Linked DNA regions of Mus musculus: region 1 is linked to region 2. The links are chromatin loops, found by intact Hi-C in ENCODE. Cell type or tissue: gastrocnemius. All regions are shown on one strand. Links, peaks and the distances in the headings refer to the core of each region. The heading gives the core; the rest is flanking DNA. Region 1 overlaps Gm32585 (a long non-coding RNA gene). Region 2 has its middle 8.7 kb from the start of Ncor2.

The links. Hi-C counts contacts between places; a loop is a spot of excess contacts. Peaks named below come from ENCODE experiments on the same cell type or tissue, not always from the same donor. Only the 100,000 strongest peaks of a DNase experiment are listed, where the experiment ranks them.
Region 1: a loop joins it to region 2, with 2.0 times the contacts of the local background. A loop is called at or near these places in 7 of 42 quality-filtered maps.

What each region holds. Positions count from the first base shown.
Region 1 is chr5:125,238,388-125,250,775 of GRCm38, reverse strand. Gm32585 (a long non-coding RNA gene) reads left to right here. Exons shown (of 4, transcript XR_377061.3): 2 at 2,529-2,706; 3 at 10,839-10,907; 4 at 12,045-12,388. Among named protein-coding and RNA genes, the nearest start is that of Gm32585, 7.8 kb to the left of the region's middle. In gastrocnemius, for the core only: no CTCF peak of the experiment used is centred there; DNase peaks (open chromatin) are centred at 5,108, 5,844, 6,671 and 8,433; H3K4me3 peaks cover 828 bases; H3K27ac peaks cover 2,999 bases.
Region 2 is chr5:125,182,220-125,193,577 of GRCm38, reverse strand. No RefSeq gene overlaps it. Among named protein-coding and RNA genes, the nearest start is that of Ncor2, 8.7 kb to the right of the region's middle. In gastrocnemius, for the core only: CTCF peaks have their summits at 3,741 (motif pointing right) and 4,588; DNase peaks (open chromatin) are centred at 3,203, 3,758 and 4,556.

The DNA of each region.
Region 1 (12,388 bases), core at 2,317-10,316, 55 kb before region 2:
TAGGATAGTTCGGCACTATGTTAAGTTGTGTGTGTGTACATGGGTATAGAGATCAGAGACTGAAGCCGGTATCTTCCTCTGTATCATTCATTCATTCATTCATTCATTCACTGTATGCATGTACCATGGGACACACCGAAAGATCTAAGGACAACTCTTAGGCATTCATTCTCTTCTTCCATTACGTGGATCTCAAAGGATTACCAAGCTCTTCCGCAAGCACCTTCACCCAGAGAGCCATCTCTCCAGCCCTGACCTTATTTTTTGAGATAGTGTCTCTCACGGAACCTAGAACTCACTAGCTCTGCTAGGCTGGCGGGCAAGTGAGCTGCTGAGGTCTGCCATCCACCACCTCCTGGCACTGGGTTCATAATCCTATAAAGACCTGATGATTCTGGGCCCATCAGGGCTGTGGGCCCTGCGGTTTCTGTTGGCTATGAGAGTAGCTATGGGCAGCTTTTACATACAGATTCCAAAATCTCAATATGGATAAATGCTTGTGAATATCCCAGGGACAGGTTTGTTTGTTTGTTTGTTTTTTTTTTTTTTTTTTTTTTTGGTTTTTCGAGACAGGGTTTCTCTGTAATCCTGGCTGTCCTGGAACTCACTTTGTAGACCAGGCTGGCCTCGAACTCAGAAATCCGCCTGTCTCTGCCTCCCAAGTGCTAGGATTAAAGGTGTGCGCCACCACTGCCCGGCTGTTTGTTTGTTTTTAATGATTTCTTTCTTTCTTCTTTTTAAGTATAGAATAGAGTTTATTAAGTGCATGGGGAGGAGAGTTAAGAGGGTAATAGAGGCAAAGAAAGAGAAAGCAGAGACAGAGACGTAGAGGAGTAGAGGCTGGCCATGAGCACGTAGAGAGAGAAGGGGGGAAGGGGGAGACGACAGAGCAAGTGCAAGAAGGCAAGAGGGCAAGAGTGATTTATTTCTTTTTATTTTATGCGCATTGGTGTTTTGCCTGCGTGTGTTTCTATCTGCATGAGGGTGTTAGGTACACTGGAACTCGATTTAGAGACAGTTTTGAGCTGCCATTCGGATGCTGGGAATTGAACTTGGGTCCTCTGGACGAGCAGCCAGGGTCTCAACTACTGAGTCATCTCTCCAGCCCCCAGGGGACAGTTTGTGGGTGGATCCGACTCAGACAGTAACTTATGGGGTTGAATTGGATTATAATGAATTTGAAATTATTTGCACCTGCTGTCCGTCTAGTCCTATGTCTTGACAAGGCAGCTGGTTTGTTTTAATCCTGCCCAGGTCTGTGATATGACCTCTGATAACACGGCTCACAGGCAGATCTACCTGGCAGCCTTTCTCTATCACCTCCCCCTCTGACCTCGCTGGATTCTTTGTGTGCTGAGCCTGTTATCCAAAGTCCCCAGCCACAGGAGGTCACTGACAGCCAAGTTACCTCCACTCTTTGCTCTTTAACTGCCCATAGCTGACTGGGCATGTGTCCTCCTGCCGGCTGAGGGCAACTGAAGGTCAGACGCACCAGGAGGGACCTGCAGTGTTCTTGCTTAGGAAACATGATCAATAAAGCATGAACCAGCCAGCTTCCCTGGTGCAGATGCCACCCAATGGGACAACGAGTCGAACTAGGATGCTGGTGACATCTCTGGGCTCCATGGCTGCTTAAATTTGTTTAAAAAACAAACAAACAAACTGTGGTTTGCCACAATAGAGACAACAGGAAATGGCCACTTGAGTTGTCTGTAAACACCCAGTTCCATGGATGGCATGTGCCTTGCCAGTGAGGTACAGCTGTCTCTGCAGGCTGCTTCCAGAATCTTCATCCTCCTGGTTTAATGGCTTAAAGCCTCAGGCAAGGGCGTTCCTGGAGAAAGAAGTTAAGAGAGGAGCATGGGAGAGGCCAGGAGCCCAGTATGGATCAAAACCTAGAAGCTGAGACTGAAGAGATGGCCCAGTGGTTCAGAGCACTGGCTGCTCTTCCAGAGGTCCTGGGGTCAGTTCCCAGCACCCACATCGCCTTCTTCTGTCTGCATTGGGAACTGTATGCACGTGGTACACATACATACATGCAGGCAAACACTCATATACACAAAATACAAGTCTTCAGAGAAGCTAGGGTCAGATGGGCAGCTCCTGAAGGAACTGGAGGAGCTAGGCTGGCAGTGCAGGGGTGCACAGGACAGGGTTTCTCTGTGTAGCCCTAGCTATCCTGGAACCCACTCTGTAGACTAGGCTGGCCTCGAACTTAGAGATCTCCTTGCCTCTGCCTCCCAAGTGCTGGGATTAAAGGCGTGCACCACCACCATCCAGCAACCATGCTAGGCTTAAAGGTATACACCACCACTCCCACGTCAGCCCTGGTTTTCATGGGGCAGGGGGAATCTGCTACCCCCACCCAGCCTGAAGGAACTGACCTCAACTCTAGAGCCACCGACCAGGGATCAAACAAAGCAGCTCTCTGCTCCTTCTGGGTCCAGCCTGGTTTTAGATGGCCTGTCATGACTGGTCGGGGACTTTGCAAAGACGCTGACATTCTCTGAGATTTTTTTCTTTTCAAGTTCAACAGGAACGCTGAGTAAGTGGCAGATGGAGAACAGCGAGCTGTCTTCTGTCTCTGGTCTGTGTTAGCATTATATCTACACCGAGCCGGACAGTGTGTTTGTTTGGGGAGAGACACGAGACACCCTCCCCCACCAAGGACTGGTCCTGCTCATCTGCCAAGAACCACAAGGTTTTGTGAGTTAACCAAGTATTTTGTCTTCAACCTGAGCCAGGTTCCTGTCTATAGAATGGGTCAATTATGATCCTCAGGCTTTAGGGCTCTCCTAGATCAGGGGAGCCCCCTGTGCACATGGACTCAGTGGGTACAAAGACATCTTAAGGAAACAGGGATGGTGTTGGTGAGCCAGGGCTTAGCTGAGGCTTCCATGAGGTATCTGACTCTAAGCCTGGACATCTCCTGGGCTCCCCCGTCTAGGAACCTCTTGTGGCTCCAACCCCAGGACATCCAGATGTGGCTGTTGAGAGATGGATCTGTTATGGTTTGGGCCTGCTTCCTACAGACTTGTGCGTTGGACTCTCCCCACCCCCACTCCCCCAGTTGAGGGTGCTACTGTGAGAGGCTGTGGAACCTTGGGGACCTATGGTCTAGCTGAGTCAGTGGTTCTCTGTGGGCAGGTCTTGGTTGTCTTCCCTTCTGGTTACGGCCAGAGCTCTTTGTGTCATGATTCCCTAAGGTGAGAGAAGCCGTATACACTCCTGCCACCCCAGACAAAGCCACTCGCTGTAGCAGTCCCTTCCGTGATGGGCATGGGCCAAAAACAAAACTCCCCCTCCCGCTATGCCGTGCACCCGGCTGCAGACCACATAGCTCCTCCCTCATCTTGAGCTCAGTCAGGAGAAGGTGTGTTTTGCTTCCGTAACAAATGGAAATCCGTAAATCTCAGCCCTTGATAGACTGAGCAGTGACTATTGTTAAGGGACACATGGAGCGAGAAGACAGCTCCTCAGGCAGCATGTCATTATGAGGCAGGTAGTTCAGATCCCCGGGACCCAGGTAAAAGCCTGACATGTGTGCTGGCAGCTCCCCTGTATAATCCCAGCAGTCAGAGGTGGAGCTGCGTGGTTTTCAGAGCAAGCTCTGGGATCCGTGAGCTCTGGGTTCAAATTGGAGATCCTATCTCAACATATTCAATACAGAGCAATGGAAGAAGGTACCCGTGTCACATCTGTATATCAAATGCTTATACACATGCACACTATACACCCAACCACTCATACACACACACACACACACACACACACACACACACACACACACACACGGCATGTGAACCTGACTAAATCTTATGTCTCTCCCCCACCCCCACCCCTAACTCCAGTCTTGCGTCATAGCTCAGACTAGCCTCAAACCTACAACCTTCCTGCCTTCGCCTCCCAAGTGCTGGGATTATAGGCATGACTCACCACACCCAACCATACCCATTCTTTTCTTTTCTTTTCTTTTCTTTTCTTTTCTTTTCTTTTCTTTTCTTTTCTTTTCTTTTCTCTTCTCTTCTCTTTTCTCTCTCTCTTTCTTTCTTTCTTTCTTTCTTTCTTTCTTTCTTTCTTTCTTTCTTTCTTTCTTTCTTTTTTTTTGAGACAGGGTTTCTCTGTATAGCCCTGACTGTCCTGGAACTCACTCTGTAGATCAGGCTGGCCTTGAACTCAGAAATTCGCCTGCCTCTGCCTCCCGAGTGCTGGGATTAAAGGCGTGTGCCACCACACCCGGCCACCATACCCATTCTTAAAATGGTACACCACCCTGTTCTGAGCATCAGAAGGGAGTGGTTCATCTCAGCATCTTTAGTAATTGTTATCCTTACCTACTGTGGGATAAAGAAAGAAACCCAGAGAGGCCAGGTACTTTGCTCAGGGACCTGCAACAATGACATCTTCCTCATGTCCTCAAGAAAACCTTCACTTGCTGACCGTGGTGGCACACACCTTTAAGCCCAGGATTCAGGAAGCAGAGATAGGAGATAGAACTCAGAGTTCCAAGCCTGGTGTGCAGAGCAAGTTCCAAGTCAGCCAGGGCTACATGTTTCAAAATAAAACAGAAACAACCTTCATCTCTCCTTTTACTCTAAATCTGGGACACACACACACACACACACACACACACACACACACACCACATGAACACAAGCCAGTATGCGCGCGCCCTGAGTGCACCACCCTGCTTGCACACAGAATGGTAATTTGGGGCAGGAGGGGCCTAGGGGCCTCTCTTATTCCCTCTTAGGGACTGAGATCACTGTGGCTTCCTGTCCCGTGTCGTGATTCATGGCGCGTCTAAGGTGCCCGCCACAGCGTGAGCTCATCCAAATCCCGTCTATTGTCTGAGCCGCTCCAGGAGACACATCTGAGGCTGGGGATCACAGTGGCTCATTTATGACGCCAGCCTCCCCACGGCGTAAGGCAGAGGCAGAGCTGCTGAGCTCAGAGAAAGATCGGGTTGGCTCGCCTAATCCCCAGAGGAGCCAGAGCGCCCGAGGCGAGCCGAGATGAGCAAAGGTTCTGGATTCTCCAGGCAGACAGCGCATCCTGTTTCCTGCAGCGGGGGTCCCAGGAGGGAACTCAACGCTGCCGCCATGGAGTGGCAGATGGCTCACGGCATCTTGAACTTACCGCTGCTGGAGATGGGCCTCAGGCCCCCTTCTTGGCATTTCACATCTCTGCCAAGCTGAACCATCTGTCTATGCCGGACTAAGGACTCAGGGTCACCCCTGGCTGCTTCTCCCTCCACCCCCCCCCCACCCCCGCCCCCAGCCTGTTCTGCAACCATTTCATTAGCGAGGATCACAGTTCCTGGTTCCAGCCACCTTTGTTGCCTGGACCCTGTGCACTAATCCAGTCCTCTGGGTTTCCAGTGGCCACGCCTTCCCCTACCAGCTTCATCTCTTAAGCAGCAGCAGTCTGTTAAATCTGTTACAGCCCAAAGCATCTACTCTCCTCCTGTGACTCCCACCTTCCTTAGAGCGAAGATCCCGGTTGCCCTCCCCTCATGCCAGTGGCGCCCTTCCTCTCACGCCAGTGATACACTCCCCCCCCCCCCACACACACACACGGGTGACCCCTTTTGCCCTTCACATCTGCCTTCCTGATGGCTTCCACTGGTTTTTGGAGGCAGCCCTGCCTCGGGACCTCTGCCTAGGCTGCTCCACACCCTGAGCTGCTCCTGGCTGGTGCTCACTTCTTTGCAAGTGCAGGCAAAATCAGATCTGCTGCTGCTGGCAGCTGGAGGTCCCTCGGCGCCCCCCCCCCCCCCAGCCTCCCACTCTGCATTTTTCCAGGCTGGCTCAGGATTGTGGCCTGTCACCAGCTCAGAACTAACACACAGCAGGGTCTCTCTGACTGTCTACCAAATGTGGGCACTTACATCCACAGTGGGCCAGGCACCGGGAGAGACTCAGATCCGAGCAGACAGCAGATACAAAGTACAATTGAGCAGTGGGGTCAGGAAGGCGGCTGGCCCCCTGGTGTGACCTTCTATGTGGCCAAGAAGGATCCAGGAAGTGGAACCTGAATGCAGTGTGCCTCCTAGCTGGCTCCAAATCGGCTCCCCAGCCAGGGCTAGGCGCTTCGAGATGCTCAGTCCGTTTCAGAACTTACCTGAGCCTCAGATCACACAGGACTGTCATATTTTGCTCTGAGGATAGTGATGAGGCCAGGCTGGGAGTAGAGCCTGTTCTCATGTCTTTCCCTGGGAGGAAGAGAAGACCCACTTGTCTTCTATTCCCCTGTGAGGCCTCTGTGCCCAGGGCCGGTAGCTGATATGACTGAGTTGAGGCTCATCCTGAGACCCCTGGCCTTCCTGCTTCCTAGCCTTCTGTCTCTATGAGCAAGTCTCTGACCACAGGACCTTTGCACCTGATGGACTTAATCTGTAGTCTTCTTCCTTTCTCCTCTCCCCCCACCACCCGCACACATACCCCCCCCACCCCTGCTGCCACACATATTGGGTCCCTTAGGAGCCTCCCTCTCCCTCGGCTTGGCTGGCTCCCTGCTGCAGGTCCCCAATGCTCTGAAAAAAGAAAATCTATTTAAGACACGAAGAAACGGGGGAGAGAAGGGAGTTGTGCCACAAGCTGTGACACACAGAGACTCAGCTAAGAAGCAGCCAGCCCCCCAGATGGCAAGAGGCCCCGTGGGAGGCAGCTGCAGCTGTCACATGCAGATGGGAGGCGGGACACTGGGTGCCAGGGCTGAGGGAGGGGTGGATCAGGGACTCAGCAGTAGAGCTGCTGATGAGGGAGATGAAACCCTTCTGGGAGGGGGCAGCAGGGGTGAGTTCACAGAACAATGGCTGCCTCGTAAACAGCACATGCACACACACATACATGTGCACACATAAGTACACACACAAATACATAAACACACACATGTGCACATGTGAACACACATTAAACACACACACACACACACACACACACACACACGCATGTATACACAAACACTCCATCCATCCAGTCTGACTTCTGATGGGCAGGCTCAGGTGCAGGGCAGGCTCTAGAGCAAGAGAGGACCAGCCTGGGGCTTCATTCTGTCCCTTTTTCCCAGAAAGTGTCCTGGAAAAACCCCTCTCTCTTGGTGCTGCCTCTAGAGCTGTGGGTCTGTCAGAGGTTATCTTTTTTCCTGGTGCTGAAGATCAAAGGCTTAGGCTAAGCAGAGGCCCTACCACTGAGCTATGGTCTCCTTTTCTTCTTCTTCTTCTTCTTCTTCTTCTTCTTCTTCTTCTTCTTCTTCTTCTTCTTCTTCTTCTCTTCTTCTTTTCTTCTTCTTTCTTCTTCTCCTCCTCCCCTCCTCCTCCTCTTCTTCCTTCTCCTCCTTCTCCTCCTTCTCCCCCTCTTCTCCCTGTCCCCCTCCCTGTCCTCCTCCCCATCCCCATCCCCCTCCCTGTCCTCCTCCCCCTCCCCCTCCCTGTCCTCCTCCCTCAGGCCAAAAACTGACATGGTCCTTAAGAAAACATACAGCTCTTACTGAGGGCCTGAGTTCAGGTCCCAGCAACCACATTGAACTTCAGCTCCAGGGGATCTGGTTCGTTTGAGGTTTTACACACACACACACACACACACACACACACACACACACAAATACACACATACACACATATACACATATATGCACACACATAATTCTTATACACATACATATACACATACACACAAACATATACATATGAACACATGCATATAAACTACACATATATGCACACACACATACATACTTACACACATGTACACATATGCACATATACACACATGTGTGTATGTATACATATACCCACATATGTACACATATGCACATATACATACACACACTTCCTTAAATTTTTAATTTTTAAATTTTTTTTATTTTTTTATTTTTTGGTTTTTCAAGACAGGGTTTCTCTGTACAGCCCTAGCTGTCCTGGAACTCACATTGTAGACCAGGCTGGCCTTGAATTCAGAAATCCGCCTGCCTCTGCCTCCCAAGTGCTGGGATTAAAGGCGTGCGCCACCACATCTGGCTCCTTAAATCTTTAATTTAAAAAATCCTGGGCTGGTGAGATGGCTCAGTGGGTAAGAGCACCTGACTGCTCTTCCGAAGGTCCGAAATTCAAATCCCAGCAACCACATGGTGGCTCACAACCACCCGTAATGAGATCTGATGCCCTCTTCTGGAGTGTCTGAAGACAGCTACAGTGTACTTACATATAATAAATAAATAAATCTTAAAAAAAAAAAAAAATCCTGTGCCACAGAGAGTTCACCAGACACACATTCTGCTGGGTGAAGATGTGGGGGTGAGGCACAGGACACAGCCCTCATTTTTCCTCCTTGTGTCCCCTCTGCACTGGTTTAACAGCCATGGTGGCTCACTGCGGCCTGACTCTTGTTGGCCCAGTCTTTCATAGTCTGGCTCACCAGGGCCTGGCTCTAGGCCACCAGGTGTCCTTGCCAGGAGAACATCCGATCTGGGAGCAAATGGCGGGAGAGTCAGGCCTTGTACATTCCTGCCCTGGGGCCCCAGTTCACCGCAGATGAACCTCACCCTTTTAACAATAAACGTCACCTGTCCCAGAGGGACGCTTGACCCCAAGAGCCACTTACCAGCCACTTGGTCAGAAGGCCACACACGGATGCTGTCAGGCTAAGGTGGGAGGACCAGGAAGGTGTGGGTGAATGAAAGCCCAGGGTCCTGGTGGTGGCAGCAGACAGAAATGTCTGAAGCAGTGGCCCCAGATTCCGTGCACCAACCACACTCTCTACTGAGGACAGTGCTGGACCCAAACTTAAAACCTCAATGGGCCTGGCCGGCTCAGCGTGAACCAGTTTTTGGATCCCTGTGTGGCCTTTGCCTCTGTCTGGAGTGGAGCCTGCCAGGCAGGCTTCAGAGGCGCACAGCCCCAGAGCTCCCCCTCCCCCTCCCCTCCCCCTCCCCTGCAGTCAGACTCCACAGCTCCAGTGCCATCCAGCAGGAGGCAGGGCACGAGAGAGAGAGAGAGGGGGGGGAGCGAGAGCTAGCTTGTGTGGGGTCACTCACCTCTCCACAGGGAACTTCTGGGGCCTTTCCTCCTGTCCTGTGTTATTATTTCCTTCCTTCTCCATCTCAGCCCCGCCCCTGCAACCCAGGGGAGCGGGACTCAGAGAGGGCAGCAGCTGGACTGAGATCACACAGCAAGGTGAAATGACACACTGAGTCCTTGAGGGGCAGGGCATAGGCCCCTGGGTGATGGCAAGATGGGTCAGGCAAGACCAATGGCCAGGCAGACGTCTCTGGGCTCGGTCACCATGAGTCCTTCAGTTGTGCCCACATGGGAGACATGGGTCTGACTAGCATGGTGGGGTTGATTGAAGTCCCTTCCAGTGTCCCATGGACAAGGGGCTCTGGAGGAGGGGTCCTGGAGAGGTCTGTAGCAGTCCCACCCGGCAGTGTCTGTGTTACACACTACACAAATGCAACTTGTTTCTTTCCTTTCTTTTCTTCTTCCTTCCCCTTTCTTTCTTTCTTTCTTTCTTTCTTTCTTTCTTTCTTTCTTTCTTTCTTTCTTTCTTTCTTTCTTTCTCTCTCTCTCCCTTTCTTTCTTTCTTTCTCTCCCTTTCTTCCTTCCTTTCTTTCTCTTTTCTTTCTTTCCTTCTTTCTTTCTCCCTTCCTTTCTTCCTTTCTTTCTTTCTTTCTTTCTTTCTTTCTTTCCTTCTTTCTTTCCTTCTTTCTTTCCTTCTTTCTTTCTCCTTCTCTCTCTTTCTTCCTTCCTTCCTTTCTTTCTTTCTTTCTTTCCTTCTTTCTTTCCTTCTTTCTTTCTCCTTCTCTCTCTTTCTTTCTTTCTTTCTTTCTTTCTTTCTTTCTTTCTTTCTTTCTTTCTTTCTTCTTAGAAAAGACTGGCCTCAAACTCTCAGATCTGCCTGCCTCTGCCTCCTGAATACTGGGATTCAAGGCGTGCACCACCACCACCAGGCTTACAAAAGCAGCTTCTAAAGAGGCCACCAGAGGAGATCCCACTCCTTTGCTTGCCCACTCACTTTGCAAGGAGAATGTCTTTGGGTGGGAGTAGGGCCCTGCACCTGGTGATACTCCCCTCCCCCAGGAAGCTGGTGTCATAGTGACACACTGAATACCCCAGGGGGCCGCCTGCATTGAAATGGCAATTGTAGCTGTTCCAGAGAAGAGATGCTCTCAGAGCTCACCTGGCCCAGCATGCCCCTGCAGGTCCTGTTGCCATGGTAGCTAGCAGTCCCGGCTTGAGAATCCTATAGTCTCTGCCTGTGTTGAGGACAACCTGCTGAGGTTTGGTCTTTTGCTTGGATGGTAATGCTAAATACTGGGCCCCAAGGTCCAACTGCCCCTGGGGACAAGAGAGTCAGTATGGTATGTACCCAAGTGACATACCTAAGTGACATATGTAACCTTGCTCCCCTCACGTTACTCCTGATTGGTGAATAAAGATGCCTACAGCCAATAGCTGGGCAGAAGAGAGGTAGGCGGGGCTCTTGGGTTGCTGGGCTTGGGGTCTGAAGAGAACCACGGGGAGGAGAGGTAGAGAGAGGAGGAGATGCCATGGGTTAGGTGAGTTGTGAATACATGGCCATGAGGGCTGGCCAATTGGAGCTAAGAGCTGCCCAGATGGAACGTGGCAAATTATAACTTGGGGTGTTTGATGGGGAAATAGATTTTAGTAGCTTAGAGGGTGGCTATCTGCCCAGCTTTAGTGCTGATTAAGGCTTATTAAAAATATAAAGGTTGTGTGTCTTTTATCTGGGAACCAAATGATCAAAGGCGGGGTAGGAAACCCTGTTTGAGATTAAATATTTACAACAACAACCCCTTCACTCCTCTTTCTCTTCCAGCTCTGGCTCTCTCCATCCACCCGCTCCTGTCAGAGCATCCTTCCCCTGGGAGATCAAGGACCTGCCAAGGTGAGCTGGCCACTGAGTACCACTCGACCTGAGGTCAGTCAGTGATGAAAGCTGAGCTACAGTGGGAGAGAGGCAGCTGCTGTTTGCCGCCTGAAGTAGGAAGACAACTTTTTGCCACTGACAGAAACCTCAATGTGCAGGAGCAGAGATCAGATCTTTTTTTTTTCTTTTCTTTTCTTTTTTTATGTATATGGGTGTCTTGTCTGTATATATGTCTATGTATCATGTATGTACCATGTATATCCCAGAGAGGCCAGAAGAGAGCATTGAATTCCCTGGACCTGGAATTACGGGCAGGGTGAGCCTCCATGTGGGCACTGGGAATCGAACCCAGGTCCTTTGGAAGAGCAACCAAGGCACTTAACAGGCATCCTTATTCACCAATCAGAATTAACTCAAGGGCAGGTTCCAGGGGCTATGTGTAGACTTCAGATCTTGGGGGCCCCATAGCTGGGCTGAAGAGACATAGGTAGGGTTGAGGTTTCACAGGCTTTCAAGAGGGAGGACCACGAAGTGGGAAGAGAGAGGAGGAGAAGCCACCGTGGGATAGAAGAATGAGCAGGAGGGAGGAGAGATGCCATGGGAGAACGTGGCCCAGATGGCTGCCCCATTGGGTAAGGAGCAGCTAGATGGAACATAGTACCTAGTAAATAATAACTTAGGGTTATCGAAAGTAGATACTAACAGCAAGGAGGGTAGGCAGCTGCCCAGCTATGGTGCTGTCTAAGGCATATTTAAAAATATAAAGGCTGCGTGTGTCTTTCATCCGGGAACATAAATGATCTAAGGTAGGAAGAAGCCCTAGACCGGGATTTTTAATATTCATGACAACAGTGTGGTCTCAGCATCTCTTGCTACCATCCCTTGCTCTTCCCACATTCTACAGTTGTCTGGCTTTAAGCACTTCTTGAACCACCATTTCATCGGCATCAGTGTCTGCCTGTATCGACCTTGTGTTACTCCAGGGTCATCTGGGGCTACTGTGTGGTGGTAACTTGGAGCCCAAGTCAACCCTTAGCAACACAGATGTGCCAAGCTAGGGACAGCATGTAGAGGCTGATTTCTTCTTTACAGTACGGAGGTTGCTGAATACACAATATGAAACTGTCCATGTCTGTCCTTCTTTTCCCTCATCAGGAAGACCATGCATGGAAGCCAACTTTACACGGGAGGAAATGCAGCCCGACACATCCGAAAAAAGCTAACTCCCATGAGTACCTGGATCCAGCGCTACCCGAGGCTAGCCGTTCCTTCCTATCCTCCGATTCTGAGAAAATAATCTTCTGGCCGTGCATAGAGTGGGGAACCCATGCTCCTACCTGGTCCCCTAACCCCTCCTGTTGTGATAGCCCAACCCAGGACTTAGTACGAACAGTTCTCTGTAGACAGTGAGCCATCTGGCTCGCTGGTTCTCCTTCATCCCCACTGGTCCCCCACCTGCCAGCTGTGCTATTGGCCACTCCGTGGTGATGTATATTTAA
Region 2 (11,358 bases), core at 1-8,000:
TTGAAATCCAGTAGGCATTCAGAAAAAAATGCGCAGGCCTTCCTTCCTAAGGAAAATTTTGGTTGTGTGCACACACGGGGAAGTCAGAGGACAAGCGGCTGGTTCTCCTTTTACCTCGTGGGCACTGCGGATCAAACTCAGGTGGTCAGGCTTGGCAGCAAGCACCTTTACCCATTGAGCCATCTTGCACGCCCCCAGTTTTTGGTTCTCTTTTTGTTGAGACCGACTCTCACTCGGCAGCCAGGGCCGAACTCAGTATGTACCCCAAGCTGGTGTCAAACTTGCCATCCTCCTGCCTCAGTACTGGGGATACAGGTGTGGACCACTACCCCGAGCTGGGAATTTTCATAAAACAACCACATCCGGGGTAGCCAACCCAACTTCAACCAGTTGTACCAGTCCAGCCCCAGTTTTCACCCCAGAATCCCCCTATTTAATCACTGGCCTCCCAAAGCCCTTTGATACTCAGTTCCCATTGGGGTCCCTTGTACCTGACTTCGGACTTTAACAGAATCCTCTGAGCTGTGTGCCTCTGCGTCTGGTCGCACGCATGTCACTATGACTTGTTCTGTTGTCTTGCTGTATAGGATGCCTTGGCAAATGATGACACCAGGCTTCTGGGTCCCTGGGTCCATTGTGGACAGGCATCTGAGAAGCATCTACACGTGGGTAACCTAAACTTTCCGTGGCTTTTTCCTCTCTCTGCTTTTCTTTCTCTTCTCTTCTCTTCTTTGCTTTTTGGTTTTTTGAGACAGGGTTTCTCTTTGTGTCGCCCTGGCTGTCCTGGAACTTGTTCTGTAGACCAGGCTGACCCCACACTGGGAGATTTGGACCTGCATCAACACCGCCCAGCTCTCCCTGCTTATTTTTTTTTCTAAGCACAGGAACCTATTTCTCAAGGGATTTTACCAGGATGGAGATTGTGGTCACAGGGTAGACTCGAGGTCATGCAGAATGAATGGAACTTTTCTTTTCTTTTCTTTTCTTTTCTTTTCTTTTCTTTCCTTTCCTTTCCTTTCCTTTCCTTTCCTTTCCTTTCCTTTTCTCTTCTTTCTTTCTTTCTTTTTTTTCTTTTTTTTCCTGAGACAGGGTTTCTCTGTATAGCCCTGGCTGTCCTGGAACTCACTCTGTAGACCAGGCTGGCCTCAAACTCAGAAATCCACCTGCCTCTGTCTCCCAAGTGCTGGGATTAGAGGCATGTGCCACCACTGCCGAGAGGATGGAATTTTCTAAGGTGGCCCAAAGACCTTATACTGTCACTTGTATGAATGACCCTGTGAGTGTACATGCATGTGTGTGTATGTGTACATGTGTGTAGCATGTGTGCATGCATGTATGGGACACACGATGCTGGGGATTCACCAGGCTTCACAGGTACTGAATGAGTGTTCTATCTCTGAGTTGAGATGCCTCAGAGGTTAAGAGCAACTCTAGAATTCTGCTTCCTACTCCTACTACAGCTGAAGGTTTCACAGGAACAAATGGGTCCCGCTCCATCTGGCCCAGGCTTCTCTCACTGCAGCATCTCAGCAGGCTCTCGTCTCAGAGTGCAGCGCAGGGCACAGGGTGGTAGCGGTGGTGGTGGTGGTGGTGGTGGTGGAGGCTGTGTCTCCTGTCACCTTCCCACCCCCACCCACATGCGCAGCCACCTCCTCCTGTGTTGCCATCCTGAGACCTTTAGTTCTCACGGTAGTGGCCTCCCCCCACCCTTCCCCGCTAGGTGATCTGCAGGGACAATGGACCGGACCGCAGAGCCTGCTGGGATGGAAACCTGCCAGCTCCCCGCTGCACACAGGGAGGGGCAGGCTGGCAGTATACACTCAATACCCCGAAGCTCCTGGCTCTGCCTCAAGACCCTTGCACTTTCCCCTTTACCTGAAACACCTTTCTGTGGCTATCCCCGGGCTGCTTCTTTCTTCATTGAAGGTCTCTGTGTGTCCTTGGCATCTCCCCAAAGAGGGAAGGTGTTCTTGGATCGGCCTCATTCTTTCCTGTGTGCACACGTGTGTGTAGGCCTGACCTGGGGACCACTTTCGGCGTGCTTCTTCATGTACCTTGAACTTAGTTTGGAGACAGAGCCTCCCACCGGCTTGGAACTTGCCAGAGTAACTTGGTTGTAGGAGGGATGTCCGTGGGCCTCGGGGGTCTGCTTGTCTCTCACAAGGGATCAATGTGCCAACACGCACAGCATCTGATTGCATGAGATCTGGGGATCAAACTTAGGGCCTTATGCTTATACACAGCAAGCGCTTTACATACAAGGCCATCTCCCACACCCGCCATTGCACACTAATTTCTTCATGTAACACCCCTTACTAGGACATAGGAGGTCCCATAAGTGCTCTCAGCAGAGCCCTAAGTCTGCTCGGCCTCTGCTCTGTCCTCCACATGAGGATCGCTGAGCCTCAGTTTCTCCCTTTACATCTTACACGCCTTGTCATCCCCATTGAGAGCTAAGGATGAACCTTAGTGCTAGGTGGAGCTGAGCCTAATGTAACAGTCAGCTACAAAGTTGCTGCTGTGTAACAAGTAGCCGCAGCATCCCTAAGCTCCATAGCTTATTGCAACCCGTTGAGGAAGCCATGGAATCAAGTAGCATGGTGGCTGCAGCCACGGGAGATCCCTGTAGAGTGCTCCTGACTTGCAGAGGGACACCTCCAGGCTGTGATTCAGGTGTCCCTTACCTCCTTGGCTCTGTCTTTCATGGCTTGGGGCAGATGGTGGATGTGTACCACGGACAGAGTTGAGCAGGCCCAGCAGGAGAGAAACCACCCTACCCTGCCGGTCATCCCATCTCCTGTGGAGACACCTGGCTATGAGGGAGTCTGGGAAGGACAGCCGGGTCCTGTCCATAAAGGATGAGGAAAGGCCTTGGCTCCTTACATAATGTGGCCTCAGGGATGCTGGCCCAACACCTGCCTCAGAGTGAACCTTGCTTAATCTCAGGAGAGCCTGGGTGAAAGCTAAAAGCCTGAAGGCGTCCTGTTTGGGTAAGTCCAGACCTGCCCTGGCCTGTTGGCCACTGGCCCAGGCAATGGACTGGCAGGGCTGTGGAATCTGCAGGTGCTGGGTATGGGGGTCCACAGATCCGCTGTCAGAGTCACCCTATCAGGGGAAGCAGGATGGATCGGGAGCAAGTAGGAGTGGTTGTCAGACTTCAGTTGCCTGGTCCACCTCATACCTGCATGAGCAGTGGGGGAGGGGCTGCTCATTCTTTACCACAGGGAAAGCCGAGGCAAGGCTCAGAGTTGTACCTGGCCTGAGGTCAAGGGGATCAGTACTTTGTCCCGTGATCTCCTGCTGTGCCTGCCTCAGTTTACCCTGTAGCCTCAGGATAAAATGCTAGAGGTTGGATCCCAGGATAGCCTTGAGGGGAGGGGCTATAGCTTAGGGGTAGGGGTGGAGTTGGGGGGGCCTCTCAAGCCTGAGATCAAGGGTCATGCTGGGACCTCCAGAGGCCATCCTTCCTATCAGATGTAATTTAGTGCCAGGAAGCCATGGCTCCCTGTCTTGGGGATCTTCAAGGCCTAACTCGAGTGTCCTCAGAATCTGACCTTAAACATGAGAGGCACAAACACCGCAAGGCCTTTTGTGAGCAAGTCTGTGCCGCGTACCATGCCTGCTGGTTGCACACGTCAGCCCTGTTCTGTGTGGCAGGGGACAGGTAATGATTCATCTAGACACTCGGGATAAGCGGCTGGCTTGAAGAACCTGCACGCCCTCCCTCAAGCCCCACCTCCAGCAGGTGGCGCTGTAGGGAGGCGGTAGGAGCCAGAGGGCGGGGCCTAGCTGAAGGCAGTGGGTAGGGGTGGTAGTAGAGGAGTAGGGTTGTGTGTGTGTGTGTGTGTCTCCCTGTATCCCGCATCCCCTCTGAGCTTTCTGTCCACCATAATGAGAGCAACCTTCTTCTCCACACATCCCTATCTCCATGACCTCTGCTCAAGTGACCCCAGATTGACCCCTCGGAAACCCTGAGTCAAAAGGATTAATCCTTCTAGTAAGCTGTTCCTTCTAAGAAACCTGACCCAGAAGTGTACATTCTGTTTGTTTTGTTTCGGTTCATTTTGTTTCGGTTCATTTTGTTTCTCTGTGTATCCCTGGCAATCCTGGAACTCACTCTGTAGAACCAGGCTGGCTTGGAACTCACAGCCATCCAACCTGCCCTCTACCTCCCAAGGCGTGTGCCATAAGCGCCCTGCTGAAGTTTACATTTCTTATGTTGACTCATTCACTCAGTAACCCTTACATCAGCATTAACTCTTTGCCATGTGCTTTTCTGGGTCCTGGAGACTGAGTCCTGGACAAGACACACCAGATCCATATTCCCACAAAATTCACGTGCATATCAAATACATGTACGGGGGGGGGGGGGGGGGACAGATACTCCACAACAGATGCCCTGTCAGGAGGTGCCCAGACCTTTGGCCAAACATCATTCCTGGTAATGACTCAGGATGTACCCACTCTTGAGTGAATGCAGAGAGTGAGTCAAACCAGTGGATGCTCCCCAGTGTGGGCGGAGCTCTCCCGGATTAGCAGAGAAGGCTGATTCTCCTGAGAGCAAGAGGAAGTTCCTTGCCTGGCTGCCTGAAAGCCCGGTCAGCAGGTGTCCCCCTCCCTGTGCGGCTGAACTGGAAGCAGAGCGCGCCTCTTGGGCTTCCAGGCTTTGGATGGAGGCACATGGCAGCTGTCCTGGGTCTTAGCTCCAGACTCCAAGGGAACCAGCTTCCTGGGCCTCCAGTGGGCAAACTGCTGACCCTGGGATTTTTTGTAGCCTTGATGACTGTTAGCCAGGTCCTAAGACTCTATCCATCAACCGCCTATCTACTGATCACAAACTGATCTATCTATCGCCATTTATATATAATCTTGCTATATCTTCTATCATTCAATTTTTTTATCTACCTGTCTTTATCTATCTATCTATTTATCTTTCTATCTTTCTATCACCTATCTATCATCAATCTACAGTCTATCTCTATTTCTCTGTCTGTCTGTCTGTCTTAGGATTTCTATTGCTGTGAAGAAACACTATGACCACAGAAACTCTTCTAAAGGAAATGATTTAACTATGGCTGGCGTACCTGGTTTAGTTCATTATCTTGCTGGCAGGAAGCATGGCAGCACACAGGCAGATGTGGTACTGGAGAGGGAGCTGAGAGATCTACATCTGGAGTGTGTATGTGTGTGGGGGGCGGGAAGTGACTGTGAGCCATTGAGCCAGGACTTGAACTTCTGAGCCCACCCTCTAGTGACAAACTTCCTTCAACAAAGCTGCACCTGCCCCTACTACAACAACAAACTCCACACCACTTAATAGCACCACTTTCTATGGGCCAAGCATTCAAACACATAAGCTTGCATTTCTGAGGTTCATTCCTATTCAAACCATCTATCTATCTATCTATCTATCTATCTATCTATCTATCTATCTATCTATCTATCTATCATCATTCTATCGCCTGTCTATATATCTGTCTATATCTATCTATCTATCTATCTATCTATCTATCTATCTATCTATCTATCTATCAATCATCTGTCTTCTCTAGTCATATCACATGCTCTATTGCTTCTGTGACTTTGGGTGAGACCCCTGACTATACAAGGGTGACAAGCCATACTGAACATGAAAGGTGGGGGAGGGGCGCTGGGGGGAGGGCAAGTTTTTTCAAGTGCACTCAGGAAGTGAAGAGCAATAGTGATAGTGTATATGAGGCAGTCCTGAGTACCAGAGATGCTCCTCATAGATCCTAAGGCCAAGGTGGGTGTGCCAGAGTGGGTGAGATGGCAGACTTGGGGGATGAATTGTAGGCCCTGGCTTGTCTCCCTGCCTAGTCCTTTTCTCTCCTGGGTATCCTTATCGCTCTCTTTGTATCTGACACAACCTGAGAAGTTCTGTCTGGCCCTGGGGTGGCTGGTACCATGACAAGAGGGTCTGGGTGGCTGCATCCTCTGACTGCTGTAGCTGGCACTGGTATGCTGCCACCTCAGGGAAGTTGGAGCCCTGACCCCTGGACCTTCCTGTGGCTCTGGAGTGCCATGTAGCTGTTTGCTAATGGTAACTGCTTATGGACTTGTGGAGGTTTAAATGAGAATGGTCCTATAGGCTTTTAGGTTTGAATGCTTAGTCCCAGCTAGCGGAACTATATAGGAAGGTTTAGGAGGTGTGGCCTTGTTGGAGGAGGTGTGTCACTGGAGGGAACATTAAAGTTTCCAAAATTCACCCCATTTTTCAGGCAACTCCCTCGCCTCATGATTTGTCTCAAGATAAGGGCTTATAGCTAACGCTCTTGCATTATGCCTGTCTGCCTGCTGCCACACCCCCTAAACAGCAGTCATGGGGTTACCTTCTGAAACTGTAAGCAAGATCTGAATAAACCCTTTCTTCTATAAGTTGCCTGGGTCATTGTCTTAGTGAGGGTTTTACTGCTGTGAACAGACACCATGACTAATGCAAGTCTTATAAAAGGCAACGTTTAATTGGGGCTGGCTTACAGGTTCAGAGGTTCAGTCCATTATTATCAAGGCAGGAGCATGGCAGCATCCAGACAGGCCTGGTGCAGGAGGAGCTAAGAGTTCTACATCTGAAGGCGGCTAGTGGAAGACTGGCTTCTAGGTAGCTAGGACTAGGGTACTAAAGCCCACTCCCGCCGGGCTGTGGTGGCGCATGCCTTTAATCCCAGCACTTGGAAGGCAGAGGCAGGCAGATTTCTGAGTTCGAGGCCAGCCTGGTCTACAGAGTGAGTTCCAGGACAGCCAGAGCTACACAGAGAAACCCTGTCTCGTAACCCCCCACCACCACCAAAATAAAATAAAATAAAAGCCCACTCCCACAGTGACACACCCACTCCAACAAGGCCACACCCACTCCAACAAGGCCACACCTCCAAATAGTGCCACTCCCTGGGCCAAGCATATACAAACCATCACAGTCACAGTTTCTCAGGTCAGCAATAAAAAAGTAACCATGATGCTGCTTCTCGGCTGGGTGACATTGAGGTGCTGATGCTTTCCACATCCGTAAGGCGATGACGGCAGGCAGGAGTTCCATCTTCAGATTCCCTGCAGGCTCAGCGACAGTTTGCCATTTAATTCCCATGGTAACCTGTACGATTTGGACCAGAGGGGTTGAGCGACTTCATCAGAAGTTGATCAGCTAGCAGTCTACTTGTGGGTCTGGGTGCCCAGCCACCATAGCACACAGCTTCCTAGACTAATAACCTCTGTAAGGTGCCTAGCTAGAAAGCTCTGGATGGGGACCCTGATCTTCCTAGTTTAGAAGAGAATGCCAGGCAGAATCTGCAGCCCAGCATGTCTCATCCCTACCACCTGCCATCATCTTAAACATCAAATCCTTAGCAAGATCCCCTAGATCTCCCACTCTTTCCCCTTTTTTTTTGAGACAGGGTTTCTTTGTGTAGCTTTAGCTTACCTGGAACTCACTGTGTAGACCAGGCTGACCTCAGACTCCGAGATCTGCCTGTCTCTGCCTCTCCAGTGCTCTGGGAGTGCTTGACTCAGTCATCTGGAGCCCTAGGGGGTTTGCCTGGAGGCAGCTTTCACTTGTGTTCTGTCTCTGCACTTGCTTCTGGCCCTTCTCCATGCTCTAAGGCTAAACAGCCTCCAATGGATCTTCCAGACACAGGCCTGGTGCTGAGGAAGCTATGGCCCCACAGAGGCATGAAGCCACCCTCTCTCAGTGAGGTCTGTTGTTAGCCACGCGCCAGGGCCAGAGCGTGTCCTCAAGGAATACCCTGGATGGGTGGCTGGAAGGGCCGCCCCTCACCTGGAGAACTGATCCAGAGGTTTTCAAAGGGCCAGGCAACAGTGGGATGATAGGTGGGGCTAGTGGGGTGCCCGCCACTGTGGCAGCTCTTCCTGGGTTTGCCAGAGGGTGAGTTCCTTGTGGGGGAGTTGGGACAGCTTCATTTCTATTGTCGGAATGGCACGAGGAAATCTCAGCTGGGGGCCAAACCCAGATGTGTGCCCCTTGGAATCTGGGTCCTATACATCCAGGATTGCTTCTTGTTGCATAGTCTAGCCCCTCTATGGGATGTGACCTTCCCTCAGCTCGTGTGAGCTTTTTAGGTCCTTGAGACATCTGGAGGGCCCTGCTGAGCCACAGGACAGACAGGCTCCAAGTCTCCAGATCCTTTTTTCCCACAAGACAGAGTTTTTTCTGTGTAGACCAGGCTGGCCTCAAACAAAGAAATCTACCTGTCTCTGACTCCTCTGTGCTAGGACTAAAGGTGTGCGCCACCACTGCCCTCCAGGTCCTTAAAGAGACTGCCATACCTGGCCCAGAGCTAGCCAGCAGAGACTAGAAGGGGCTATCCAAGGGCATATCCTGCTTAGCCTCTGGACTCTGATTTGGTCTTGGCCTGGACCCGGCCTCTGGCTGGCTCTTCTGTAGGTGTCTAGGCTGAACTGCTTTGAGCCCCAAGGCAGTGAGTGTAACCAGTCAGGGCCTTTGGAAGTTTGGGGTGGGGGAGGGGTTTTCCCACCAACTGTTGAAAGCTGCCTTCCCAACCCAGCGGGGAGGCTAGGCCACCCAGGGGCTCATTCCGGACATTCTCCAGGAGGCTGAGAAGCAGGGAATGTGGTACGAAGATGCAAGGGGAGCCTGCTTCAAGCAGCAGGCTCCAGATCCCAGCAATCTCTCACAGTGTGCTCAAAACCAGATGTCCGGGCTGGGAGAGAGGAAAAAAAAATAGGGATTTTCATGACCCATCGCCAAAAATTCCATATGGGATACAGTAGAAGCCAAGGTGTCCCTCCCTCCAGCCCTGTTCCCAGGCCCCACACCCTTCTCTGCTCTTGTCTCCTCCCCCACCTCTACCCCATCTCTGCCACCCCCAAGCCCCACAGACCCTGATATCCAAGAGAACCAAGCCAACGCTTAGGCCCTGTGGTCCTTGCAGCCATCCGGGAATCAGTTTCTCCTGTGACCTTCCCTATGACAACACTGACCTCACAGCTCTTCCACCCACCCTTCTCCCACAGACTCTCTGTTGTTCCTGGGCTACCCCAGGGCCTTTGCACGGGCTGCCCTTGCAGCTTGTTCCCTTTTGGCCTTTGGCAGTATGCACTGTACCTTCCTCTGGCTCCCACCCTTCTGCATGCTTCCCTGTCTTCTTGATACCTTTTTTTTTTTTTTTTCCTCTTCCATTTTCTCAAGAGCACCTACCACCTAGCCAGGCTTCAGGTATATTTACTTGTATTTAAATATGCATTTGGGGCCGAGATGTAATTCTGTGGAAGGCTGTTTGCCTTTGGCAGTCAAAGTCCTGGGTTCAAGAAACAAAACAAGCTGGGCAGTGGTGGCACACGACTTTAGTCCCAGCACTTGGGAGGCAGAGGCAGGCAGATTTCTGAGTTCGAGGCCAGCCTGGTCTACAGAGTGAGTTCGAGGACAGCCAGGGCTACACAGAGAACCAAAAGAACACTTGTTCATCCTCCCAGCAAGGGCACAGCACACAGTAGGTGCCTCGGGCTAATAAAAATCCTCGCAGAAGTGCCCCGGCCTAGACGGGCACTTACAGACAGGATTATCTAGCTGTGATTTGCACGCTCGGCATGGGGCGTTTGCATTAGACCTCAGAGACCTGGCTTGTGGCCGGGCTCCTGCTGTTCCAGGAGCCTGCAGCTGAGACAGCCCCTGCGTCCTCTGGCCTCCGGCCACTAACAGCCAAGGACCACAGCGCTGCGGTCCTCGTGGTTCCCTGCTCAGCCCCTTGTGAAATGCTTGGCAGTGCCACAAATAAAGTCCAGACGGACGCGGAAGCGGGTGACTCTGCAGTTTCTTGTGGTGAAGCGGGTGGAGGGTGGAAGGCTGGGGGCTCCAAACCACATCCTCGGAGATGCTTGCATAGCTTGGAGAGGATGGATCATCCTATGGCCGTGAGATTCCACCCCCGCCCCCACCATAGTAGCTACGGCTACCGCTACAGTCACTCTACCCTGCCTGGTACACAGCCAGTCCCTCCTCCATACTGTAATGATGGAAACTACGGCTTCCTTTCCCATTTGCTGATTCCTGTGTTTGGGGGTGGGGCTTGGGGGCGGGCAGGTATGTCAGTCCTTTGGTTTGCTTTACTGGTGAGATGAAGGAGGTTTTGCCCGCAGGCCTGGGGTCAGGTGTGGGCTAGGCAGCAGGCTCCTGGGATTGGATTTGCTTGTCTGGGGTTGTCTGATCCTATCGGGCCTGAGGACTTCCAGCTTGCTAGCTCCGTTGGAATTTTCTGCAGACACAGTTCTGTGTGAGTGAGAGACTTGCCTCCCCCCCCCCCCCCCCCCCCCCGCCCCGGGGCCTTTCGGCATCTTTCATTGTAGACAGTGTGCCACAGGCCCTTTGCACATGCTGTGATGTCCAGATCTGGTCTTTGGGATGGCTGGGCAGGGCTCTCATTTTCTCAGGTGAGTTCTGAGCCTGTCATGTTGGCTTCTCCAGATTTGCCCCGGAGAACCCCAGGTTTAATCTGTCAGCTTGGCCGCCTAGAACGGTTAACTTGAGTGGGTTACTGGAGGAACGGGCTATTGCCTGAGGGTCCTTCATTTCACCTGCCCAGAGGGTGAAATGAAGGACAGTTAGAAGCCATCATGAAGTAAAGACACCAGGAAGTTCTGGAAAACTCAAGTTTGTATCCTCTGGATTACCAGTATGCATGAGTTTGAGCATTTATTGGTCTCGGGCAGGTCTTTCCTTGTGTGTCCCAGACTAGCTCTGGACTCTCCATCTCCCAGCCTCAGCCTCCAGAGTGGTGGGGTGACAGATAGGCCTGTACCATCCAGCGGGGCTCTCAGGCCATCTTTGTTGAGTGTCTGGTGTGTACCCTGAATGCAGCCAGCTGGGAGCTGAACAGGTACAGTCTGCTCTCCGGCTGACAATATCTAAGCCACAAATGCCTTTGTTCTGAACTTCAGCTGGGGAAGGATGAGGAAAAAGAGTAGGCCTCACTGTGGGGCTTGCTTATAGATAGGAGGTTGGCGAAGGGCTTCAGAAGGGGGTGATGGCAGAGGGTGGGGCTGACCTTAGAAGATTGGGGGGTTTGGCTGAGGGACCGCCACATGTAAATGAACTCGGTTAATTTGCCAAGCTCTTAGGAAGGAATGATCGACTGATTGATTAAAGGATAAAGATGAAGCCGGGCGTGGTGGTGCACGTCTTTAATCCCAGCACTCGGGAGGCAGAGGCAGGCAGATTTCTGAGTTCGAGGCCAGCCTGGTCTACAGAGTGAGTTCCAGGACAGCCAGGGCTACAAAGAGAAACTCTGTCTCAAAAAAACAAAACAAAACAAAAAACAAAACAACAACAACAAAAGGATAGAGATGGATTTATTTACCTAGAATGATTTT